Linked DNA regions of Homo sapiens: region 2 is linked to region 1. A link is a contact called in ENCODE Hi-C or POLR2A ChIA-PET data. All regions are on one chromosome and are shown on one strand. The core of a region is the stretch at or near the end of the contact, and the rest is flanking DNA. Distances in the headings are between cores, read along the strand shown. Region 1 holds the start of RGS14 (regulator of G protein signaling 14). Region 2 holds the start of GRK6 (G protein-coupled receptor kinase 6).

Evidence for each region. Hi-C counts contacts between places; a loop is a spot of excess contacts on that map. ChIA-PET counts read pairs that join two places held with the same protein, here RNA polymerase II (POLR2A). Pooled maps may share reads with other maps.
Region 2: a loop to region 1 is called in a map of CD4-positive, alpha-beta memory T cell, with 7 times the contacts of the local background. The contact joins the promoter of GRK6 here to the promoter of RGS14 in region 1. A Hi-C loop is called at or near these places in 7 of 168 maps with a recorded cell type or tissue (B cell, CD4-positive, alpha-beta memory T cell, CD8-positive, alpha-beta T cell and 3 more), 18 of 37 single-sample maps with no recorded cell type and 23 of 50 pooled maps. POLR2A ChIA-PET finds 5 or more read pairs at or near these places in 37 of 52 experiments (A549, A673, AG04450 and 30 more).

Annotation. Positions count from the first base shown.
Region 1 is chr5:177,355,429-177,360,245 of GRCh38, reverse strand. RGS14 (regulator of G protein signaling 14) reads right to left here and starts at 2,322. Exons shown (of 15, transcript NM_006480.5): 1 at 2,177-2,322. The coding sequence starts at 2,221. RefSeq lists enhancers at 1,770-2,270, 2,399-2,448 and a silencer at 2,069-2,298.
Region 2 is chr5:177,423,923-177,428,739 of GRCh38, reverse strand. It overlaps GRK6 (G protein-coupled receptor kinase 6), which reads right to left and starts at 2,064. Exons shown (of 16, transcript NM_001004106.3): 1 at 1,843-2,064. The coding sequence starts at 1,894. RefSeq lists a silencer at 1,491-2,140 and enhancers at 1,851-2,390, 2,811-2,980.

The DNA of each region.
Region 1 (4,817 bases), core at 1,073-3,572:
GGGCTGATGGGCCTGGGTCGGGAGTGTCTAGGATAGGGGCAGTGGCAGCACCAAGCAGGCACTAAGGAGGGGTTGTTGAATGAATGAGTGAATAAGTACATGAACAAATGAAAAGGTAAAGAGGCTGTGTGAAGACATCCCTAGGAAGGGGGCTGGGAGATGTCTCCAAGTGACAGGTTTCCTTGCAACTGCCTGACAAGCTGAATGGCAGAGAGGCAAGGCTGACAACTGAAGCTTCCACAGCAGGGAATGATGGTGGTGAGAGGAGAGGTAGGGGAGGACTGGGGCCAGGCAGTTCTGGGGGTTCAGATGCTGACGCTCTACTCTCTGGCTGACCTCGGCACAGCATTTACTTCTCTGAGCCTCCCTTGGGAGGTAACTCATGGAGGGACCAGACATACCTGTCCCCCAGGCGCCCCTCCATCCACATCCGCACCTCAGATCCCAGTGCCTGTCTGGCCCTCCCTGCCCTAGCTGTGCAGGGCCACGGGAAGCTACTCAGTGACCAGCAGGCAGCCAATCTGTGACCCTCGGGATTCTAAGAGGTGGCACAGAGAGTTTGGAACAGGCCCAGGAAGGGCAAAGATAAACCTGTGTGTGACAGTTCTGAGAGGAGCCGGGGCGTCTGTGGGCTTGATGGAACTGGGGGCAGACCTTGGGGCACCCTCCCTGCTCTAGGTGACTTTTGAGTAGAGAAGTCACAGGCTGACACAGAAGGGGCAGGGGCTGGGTCTGTCTCTGGGCCCCCTCTGCTGCCCTGTAGTTCTAGGCACTGTCCCAGAAGCATCAATCCAGTTGCCCTCCCAGGGTGGGCCTGGGGTTAGCCTCCTTGGCTTCCTGGCCCGGTCGCCTAGGCAAGGACGAGCGAAGTGTCATGCCTGTGACATGGGAATGCAAGGGAGGTGGGTTTTCTTTTTGCACTTTCGTTGTGGGGTCGGTACTGCAGACAGTGAGATGGGGGGCTGAGCTGGCTTTGAAGGGTGGCCTCTCTCCCAGCCGGCCAGCCCGGGGCTGGGCAGGAAAGAGATGCTGGAAGAAGAAGAGGTAGAGGCAGGTTTTGGGAACTAAGGGGCAGGAGTGGTGATGGGGCTGCCTCAGCTTCTTGGTGAGGCAGGAGATCTTTGAATTGGGGCTGAAAATGTAGGGGGCACTGGGCTGACAATTATGCAGCCCCCACAATGGGTCAAAGGCCTCATATGCATTATTTCACTCTATCATCTCAACAAGCCTTGAAATTCATTCCAACCTCCTCATTTTAGGGATGAGGAAACTGAGAGCTGGCGAGGACCCTCCCTCCAGTAAGAGAGAATAGAACCAGGACTGGAACCCAGGTCTCTATAGAGCCACTGGCTTTGGCCCGTGATACTAGGCTGGGGCCTGGTGGTGGGCCAGGACACTGGCCTTCCTGAGGTTGTTAAGAGGGACTCTTCCAAGTGAGGGGGGAACCCTAGGGAGAGAAGGGAGGCCCAGCACAGCTTGCCCCATCTGCTGAATGAATGAGAAGAGCCAGATCCTCTGAGGGCAGCTCTGATCTGGGGCTAAGCAGCCAGGGAGAGGGTTAAGGGGTGGGGCAGCTGCAGCCAGGGGGATCTTAGTGCTCAGCCCTTCCTGGAAGCTCAGGAATAGAACAGGCAGAAGCTGCATCAACCTAGTCTGACCCTGCTGCCCCATCCCGGGCTGCCCAAACAATGCTAGTTCTGGCAGGAAGCCTCTGGAGTAGCTCCGGCTGGAGGACACCGACCCAGCAAGAGCTGCCACTAACATGACCTTGGGCACCTGGAGCAGGGGGTGAGGAGGGGAGGACTCAGGCTGAGCGGGATGTAGGGGCTTGAGCCACTGTGGGGATGGGCAGGGGGCAAGGAGCACATCGAGTGTCCCTGAGACCCTGGGATGCAGCCCCAGATGCAGCAGGTGAGGGAGTGGTGGGGGCTGGACCAGAAGCCTGTGCCCGCTCTGGCCTCACTGCCAGGGTTGTACCAGGCTCCCGGCTGGGCCATCTGGAAGGGTCTAGGGGTGAGAGCACCAGGTCCTACCACCTGCTGCTGTCTGTACCCAACTTCTCTCGCCTGCTGGCAGCCCGTGGGCTCTTGCCTGGCCCTGCCGGGTGTGCCTCCTGGGCTCCACCCTGGGTGTGCCCACCCCCTCCTCGTGGCCCTGGCCCGGAGCCCACACTCACCATGCGCCCGTTGGGGACGCCCAGGTGCTTGGGCTTCCCTGGCATGCCGCTGCCGATCAGGGGTCCCCGCCGCGGGGGCTGCCCACCATGGGGACTGTGGGCAGCGCCGGCCAGAGCTTGCACGGTGGCGGGCAGGCAGTGGAGAGAGCCTGACTCGGCTCCTGCGGGCCCTCACATCCTGAAACACCGCTCACTACCTCTTTTCTCTGCCACAGGAAGTGTCTCTATAGAAACCAAACCACAGAAAGAAGCAAGGTCTAAGAGAGCGAACGCCTCTTCCTACACACACACGCGCACACACACACACGTTCACGCACACACACGCCACCAACACACTCCTGGCAGCATCCCGCACGGGCACCAACACAAGGCAGAGGCTTCCGTGTGCCCAGCAAGGAGCCCAGCCTGGTCTGGCCAGGACCAGGGAGCTCTAAGTTCATGCCTGGGCTCACAGCACACGAGTAAACATACCTAGGCACCTTTGTCCACCCTGGGGGCGTTCCTGTGGACATGCACACACGTGCACTGGGACCTGTGTATCCACACGTGTACTTTACTCGGCACACACTTACCTCATACCTACTGTGTGCCAGACAAACATGTGCTCAGTACCCCTCTCCCCGGCAGCTGCACATATGCAGGGTACCTCTAGCCCCAGACACCTACAGGCTCCTTCCATGCATGTGGCCAGGTGTGCAGACAGATGGATAACTTGCCCGCATGGCTGTGCACACACAGACATTCAGGTATGCGTGTCATAAACACATGGGCTCTCCCTTACAAGGGGGACTTGGGTGTATAGTCATGTGCATGCACAGTCCCCTGAAGAGGTGCATGTGACAGGCACACCTGAACATAGGACATATGTATTCCGACACTCCAGTGACATATGTGTAAGCAGATATGATGCACACGCTCACCTACCTAGGTAGGGGACTGGATCACCTATATCTGTGGCCAAAGACTTGAGCGCATTCATACTCACTCAGAAATCCTGCCTTAGTCAACTCAGGCTGCTATAGCAAAAATACCATAGACCAGGTGGGTTAAACAACAAATAAGTATTTCTCACACTTCTGGAGGCTGAGATGTCCAAGGGCAAGCCGCTGGCACATCTGGTATCTAGAGAGGGCCCTCTTCCTGGTTTGCAGACAGCTGTCTTTTTGCCATGCCCTCACGATAGCAAGTGGAGATAAAGGAAGCCAGCTCCCTCCTGTCTCTTTTTATAAGGGCACTAATTCCTAATCCCACCCTAAGGGGTTCTCTTTCATGACCCAATTACCTCTCAAAGGCCCTGTCTCCAAATAACACCTTGCAGGTTAGTGTTTCAACGTATGAATTTTGGGGGATATAAACTTAATTTGATAGCATGTAGTGTTGGCTGAAGGGTGGGCATCCTGCCCTCGGCCCTGACCTGGCCCCAGATGAACTCCAGTTTTAAAAATTTTAGCTAGGGTCCTTGGTTTGCCTCTTTCTCACACATGCGTGTCCCCACTGCAAGGACTTATATTTTCTTCTAAGCGTGGGCTCACTAAGACCCCTCAACTTGCCCACCATTCTGATTTGAGCTCCTCTTTCTCTCTTTTTCTTTCTTTTCTTTTCTTTACTTTTTTTTTTTTTTTTTTGAGACAGAGTCCTGCTCTGTTACTCACCCAGGCTGGAGTGTAGTGGCAGGATCTAGGCTCACTGCAGCCCTGACCTCCTGGGCTCAAGCAATCCTCCCACCTCAGCCTTCCAAGTAGCTGGGACCACAGGTGCATGTCAACGTGACTGTGTAATTTTTTTTTTTGTAGAGATGTCTCCTATGTTGCCCAGACTGGTCTCAAACTCCTGGGCTCAAGCAATCCACCCACCTTAGCCTCCCAAAGTGCTGGGATTACAAGTGTGAGCCATCGTGTCCAGCCTCAGCTAGTCTTTCTGCAGGGACAAGGTGATAGCCACTTCTCCATATTCTACCCTCTGCCCCACTGCCCCTTCTAGGGCTGTGACCTGAACTCTTCAGTGGCAGAAACTGAATAGCTCTTCACCACAAATTCATGTCCTTTTTTCCTGGGCACGTGGCTAACTTTACTTTCCCAGGTTCCCTTGCAGTCAGATGTGGACATGTGACCACTTCTTGCCAATTGAAAATGTGTGGGATGACATGTGTCATTTTTGAGCCAAGGCTTTGAAGAAGTAAGTGTGTGCCCTGCACCCTCCCTCTTTCTCCTTCAGCTGGATGGATAGAGAAGATGAGGAGGCCCAGGGGATTGTGGAACCACAAGAAGGAAAAAGCAGGGTCTGTGTATCAGTGCCTGAAGGCAAGCCACCCATCAACCTGGAAACCAGCTTCAGACCATTATGTAAGTGGGAAGTAAAATTTTTTGAGCCTCCTGACAGATGCACAAACCTTGTAAAAATAGTTAAAAAAAAAAGAAACATCAAAAAAATTTTCAGGTCATTATATACATTAGGGCCTATTTGTTATAGCAGCTAGCACTGCCCTAGTTAACACACTTCTTCTCCCAGCACTGCCTCACCTCTCTCCAGACACCTTGCTTCAGGCCACACAGACAGAGAGATTCAGTCAGACTTGATGTGTGAAAGGGGTTACGGTGGAGGTTGCTTTTGGGCCTGGACCATTGCCAATGGTGGTCTTAAT
Region 2 (4,817 bases), core at 815-3,314, 69 kb before region 1:
CATGTTTAAAGTCATGCAGGTCGGCCAGGCGCGGTGGCTCATGCCTATAATCCCAGCAATTAGGGAGGCCAGAGGCAGGCGGATCACTTGAGGTCAGGAGTTCAAGACCAGCCAGGCCAACATGGTGAAACCCATCTGTGCTATAAATACAAAAATTAGCTGGGTGTGGTGGCATGCACCTGTAGTCCCAGCTACTTGGGAGGCTGAGGGAGGAGAGTCACTTGAACCCAGGAGGCGGAGGTTGCAGTGAGCCCTGCACTCCAGCCTGGGTGACACAGTGAGACTCTGTCTCAAAAAAAAGCCATGCAGGTGGGAGGGGCAGAGCCAGGTTGTCGTAAGGGTTCTCTAGTGGAGGTACCAGTCCCCAGTCTGGCCATACCACCCTGTGCCTTGCCCATGGCCTGACAAAGCTTGTCCAAAGGTACCCACACTCTCCGGCCAGGCAGTGCCATCAGCAGGCCTGAGGCCTTAACTGGCTACAGCCCTAGGGAAGAAGGCCTGTTTCGGCCCTCCCCACCCCTCCTCCCTGGCTGGTTGGATGACGAGGCAGAACAGAATCGGCAGATGCCCCCAGAGGCTGGGAGGAAGGCCTAGCCCATGGGCTCGATAAGGGACAGGGGATAAGACAGGCTCCCCAGGCAATGAGGACCCAGCCTGCCATGCCATTTCTGGGCTGCACCTCGCCAGAGCACTTGGTGGGCACGGGGTGCCAGGTGTAGCACCCAGCTGAAAGTTCCTCTGGGCTTCCTATAGACTGTGCCGGTCATCCTGTGTCTTAGGCCCGAGTCAATCACAATCTTGCTGTGTGACTGATGCTAATCCCTGGTTTGAGCCTCAGCTTCCCACATGTAAAATATGGTAGAAAGGTGAAGCAGATGACTTTTTAAGCCTGGAAGCCCAGCAAAGGGTGGAAAAACTGTCACAATCTCCCTCCTTGCCCTGGAGTTCCAAAAAGATGGGTCTTGTTTACTGCTGCTTCCCCAGCACCCTGGAAAAGGTGGGGCAGAGTGGGTGGTCAGTGATCATGTTACTGAGGTGGAGTGTGGCAGGTGGGGGCAGACTGACCACAAGGCAGTGAGGACCCGATCTGGTCCTTCTGTGTCTCCCAGGACCTGCACAGAGCAAGTGCCTGATAACATCTGGGGTGGGAGCCACGAGGAGCTACACACACACTCGGTCCACCAGACTGGTTTCCCCAGCCAGACCTCTGAGCTTACAATACTGACAGAGCAGCATGCTCTGCTCCCACTTCTTTCTGTGTCCGCTAGCCCCACTAGACCATGGGCTCCCTGAGGGCAAATATCCATTCACCTCTGCCCTCAGTGTCCTGAGGCACGGAGCAAGTGGCAGTCCTATAAGTAGCATTTGTGGCCAGGAGTTTCCCCAAGTCAGGTGGGCTGTGCTACGCAGAGGGTCCGTTTATTCATTCTCCAGCTTTACCTATCGCCAACTTTGCGCGGGATTAGGCTAGGGTGCTGGGGTCTGGGCCCCTGGCACGTGGGGCATCTTTACACCTCTCCCCTGGAGGAGGCTTGCCTCTCAGACAGGCTCTCCTGGGGCTCCGGTCCCACCCTTCCCTCTTCGTCTCACCTTCTTTCACTCCTTCACCCCCACCCGCCGCGAGGGCGGCGGCCTGACCCCCGCCCCTTCCTGGGCCCCGAATCCCGGGGGCAGGTGCGGAGGAGGAAGACGACGGGCCGGAAAGGCTCGTGTCTGGGCGGGGTGTAAGGCGCAGGGCCCGCGGGCCTAGGGGATCCGACGGCTGGGTAGCCCTGCGGAGCTCAGACGCAGCGCACTCGCGCTCCACGCACCCGGGCCCGGCCGCCCACCCGGCCGCCTCACCTTCCCGGGCCTTGAGTAGCACCGTGTTCGCTACGATGTTCTCGAGCTCCATGGGCTGTGGCGCCGCCTGGCCCGCCGGGCCGCGCCGCCGGCCGGGATCGCGCGCGAGTGCCGAGGCCGGATGGCGATCGGCGCGGCTCGGCGCGGCTCGGCTCGGCTCGCAGTGACCGCGCCGCGGCCTCCCCGGCCTCCCCGGCCGCCGCAGCCAGCCGCGCACTCTCCGCCCCCTCCCGGGGGCCACCCCGGCGCTGGCCCGCCCTGCCCCGCCCTCTGTTTACCTCATTTGACCAATCACCGGGCAGAAGCTCCCCGCGCCGTCTTCCCATTAGTCTTCCTCTTCATTTTTTCCCCCGCCCCCCCAGCTGGGGACTCGCTCAAAGAAGTACGGGGGCGGGACCAATCACGTCACCTCTTCCTGGTTGGTCTGAGGGCGGGGTTCAGCCCCTAGGTTCGAATTTCTAGGCTTTCGTAGGATACCAAACTGCCAATTAGGGCCGAGCCCTCAGCCGGGACAATGGAGGTGGGTACTCTGGGGCACGCCCAGGAGGCCGAATATGTGATTGGGTGAAGAAGACGTCCGTCATCTCAAGTACTGCATTTTGATTGGGTCGTCGCCTGAAGGTGTGGCCCGGCGGCCTTTGGCTCGCAGACGGCTTTTCTAGGGTTTTGTCGGGGACGCGCTCCGTATCCTGGGCCTCCTGCGGGCTGGCAGCGAGTTTGTTTGGTCCACTTGTGTGGCCGTATTCCCTTGGGTCGGCCCCAATCAGGAGGGCGCACATCGAAAGAGGGAGAGACAGGGAGGAGGCTGCGGCCTCGCAGCCGTTCCCCGACCTCTTGCCCGGTCGCCGCAGGCGCCCCGCCCAGCCCCCGCAGCCGGATGTTGTGATTTCTCTCCACCCACTCGGCCTCGCCTTCCCTCGGCCTCTGCCGCCTTATAAGGCAGCGCTACCACCCCTAGACCTCGGGATGAGTTCACACCCATTATACAGGTGGGGAGCTGAGGCGCCGGACGTCAAGTGGCTGGCTCCAGCCCGAAGACTACGGAGAAAACAAGGCTGAAATCTTACAGCTAATCAACACCTTGTAGCTTAACACCCCGCTTCCTCCACCCCCTACTTCACGCAGCAGGAAACAGGCTTGCCCAAACTCCGCGAGTAAGGCAGAGCCGGATCCATCTAGGCTTCTCTAGTTCCTATGCATTCATTCATCCGAAAATACAGAGCAACACCTCTGTGCCAGGCACCAAGCCAGGTGCTGGAGAACACAGTGATGGCAGCAAGATAGCCAGGCTCCCTGCTTACTTGCTAGAAGTGGAGGGAGCAAGTGAGGGCAGGGTGAGATAAAGGTAATTATTCTGTAAATAAACAAATAGATGGTTTCAGAGAGTGACAACTGCTCTTCGGACGTTAAGAGAGTGTGTGACACTCTCAGGGTGTGACATTTGAGCGGATCCAGTAGAAGCAACAGCAAACGCAGAGGCTCTAAGCCAGACTAAGTGGTGTGTTCAGGGAATAGGAGAAGGCGTCCGCAGCTTCTGGGCCCAGTGGTCTGAGATGAGACAGAAGGAGCAAAGGCACTAGCTAGGTCATGGAGGACTGTGAACACGTCCAGGAGGCTGAAGTGTTTTTGCTAAGTGAAATGTGAAACATTTGAAAGAATGATTTATATTTTAAAAATATCACTCTGGTGGATTCCTAGGGGGCCAAGAGTGGAAGCAGAGCAGTCAGGAGTTTACAGAATTCCAGTAAAGAGATGGTGGTGGCCTGGACCTACAAGGTGGCAATAGAGACGGAGAAAAGTGGATGGATCTAGGATCTAGGGAGTTAAGTACCTTAAAAGAGGGAAACCCTCCTGGCTAATGCGGTGAAACCCCGTCTCTACTAAAAATACAAAAAATTAGCCGGGCATGGTGGCGGGCACCTGTAGTCCCAGCTACTTGGGAGGCTGAGGCAGGAGAATGGTGTGAACCTGGGAGGTGGAGCTTGCAGTGGGCCGAGATCGTGCCAATACACTCCAGCCTGGGCAACAGAGTGAGACTCCGTCTCAAAAAAAAAAAAAAAAAAGGGAAACCCAGGGCCCAGTGGAACATAGGGCAGGTACCTCACTTAGTGAAGGCTGTTGTGTCCAAGTGAAATCTGAAGATTCAGTGAAAATGTGCAGGTTACTGGAGTAGGGAGGGAAAGAGCCTTCTGGACAGAGGGGTATCACATGTTCGAAGTTCCGTAGAGGAAGTCAGGAAGGGCTCCTGCGTTCAGCACCTAAGCATCCAGCTGGGGTTTAAAGGTACACAGTGGTACACAATGGGGTCGACATGGGGGCAAGAAATGAGGCTGAAGTCTCAGGAGGGGCCTGGATCAGGGAGGGCCTTGAGAGCCACCTAAGGAATTTTGGACTTCGTCTTGAAGGTGGTAGGGAGCTCTCACGGAGGTTTTGAGTAGGGTGATCAGATTTGCTTTCATAGAGAGCTCTGGGCTGCACTGTGAAGGATAAGCTGAGGGGAGGGGGCTGGCTTGTTGTTGTTTTAGTTCCCAACATCTGAAGCCCTTCCCGTTTGAGAAGAATCCTATGAGATGTGGAGGCAGACCCTGCCTTCAACTCAGGAAATCAAAGAAGGGAGGTAGAATTTTTTCTCCCAGGTCTCTGGTAGCTGGAGCACAATTCCAATGTTTCCAACCAGGTCTTTGAATCTAGAGCATGTGACCGGCACAAGACATCAGGGGGATCATTTAGAATTCACTGTGGAGGCCGTGGAGGTTGGGGGAGGCAAGGAAGGCAGTCAAGCTAGGCCCTTCCTGGGGGAGGGGGATTCAGCAAGCCCCCCAGGCTGCCCCATCCATTCCTCATCTGCTTAGTTACTCAGAATTGGCTTCCTTGTCTGCAAGCCAAGTATCCTAAGACAGGTGAGAGACCTTTTAGAAGGAACTTTTAGAGAGAGGAATGATGGTGCCCTATGCTGGGGCAGTGGCCAGGACATG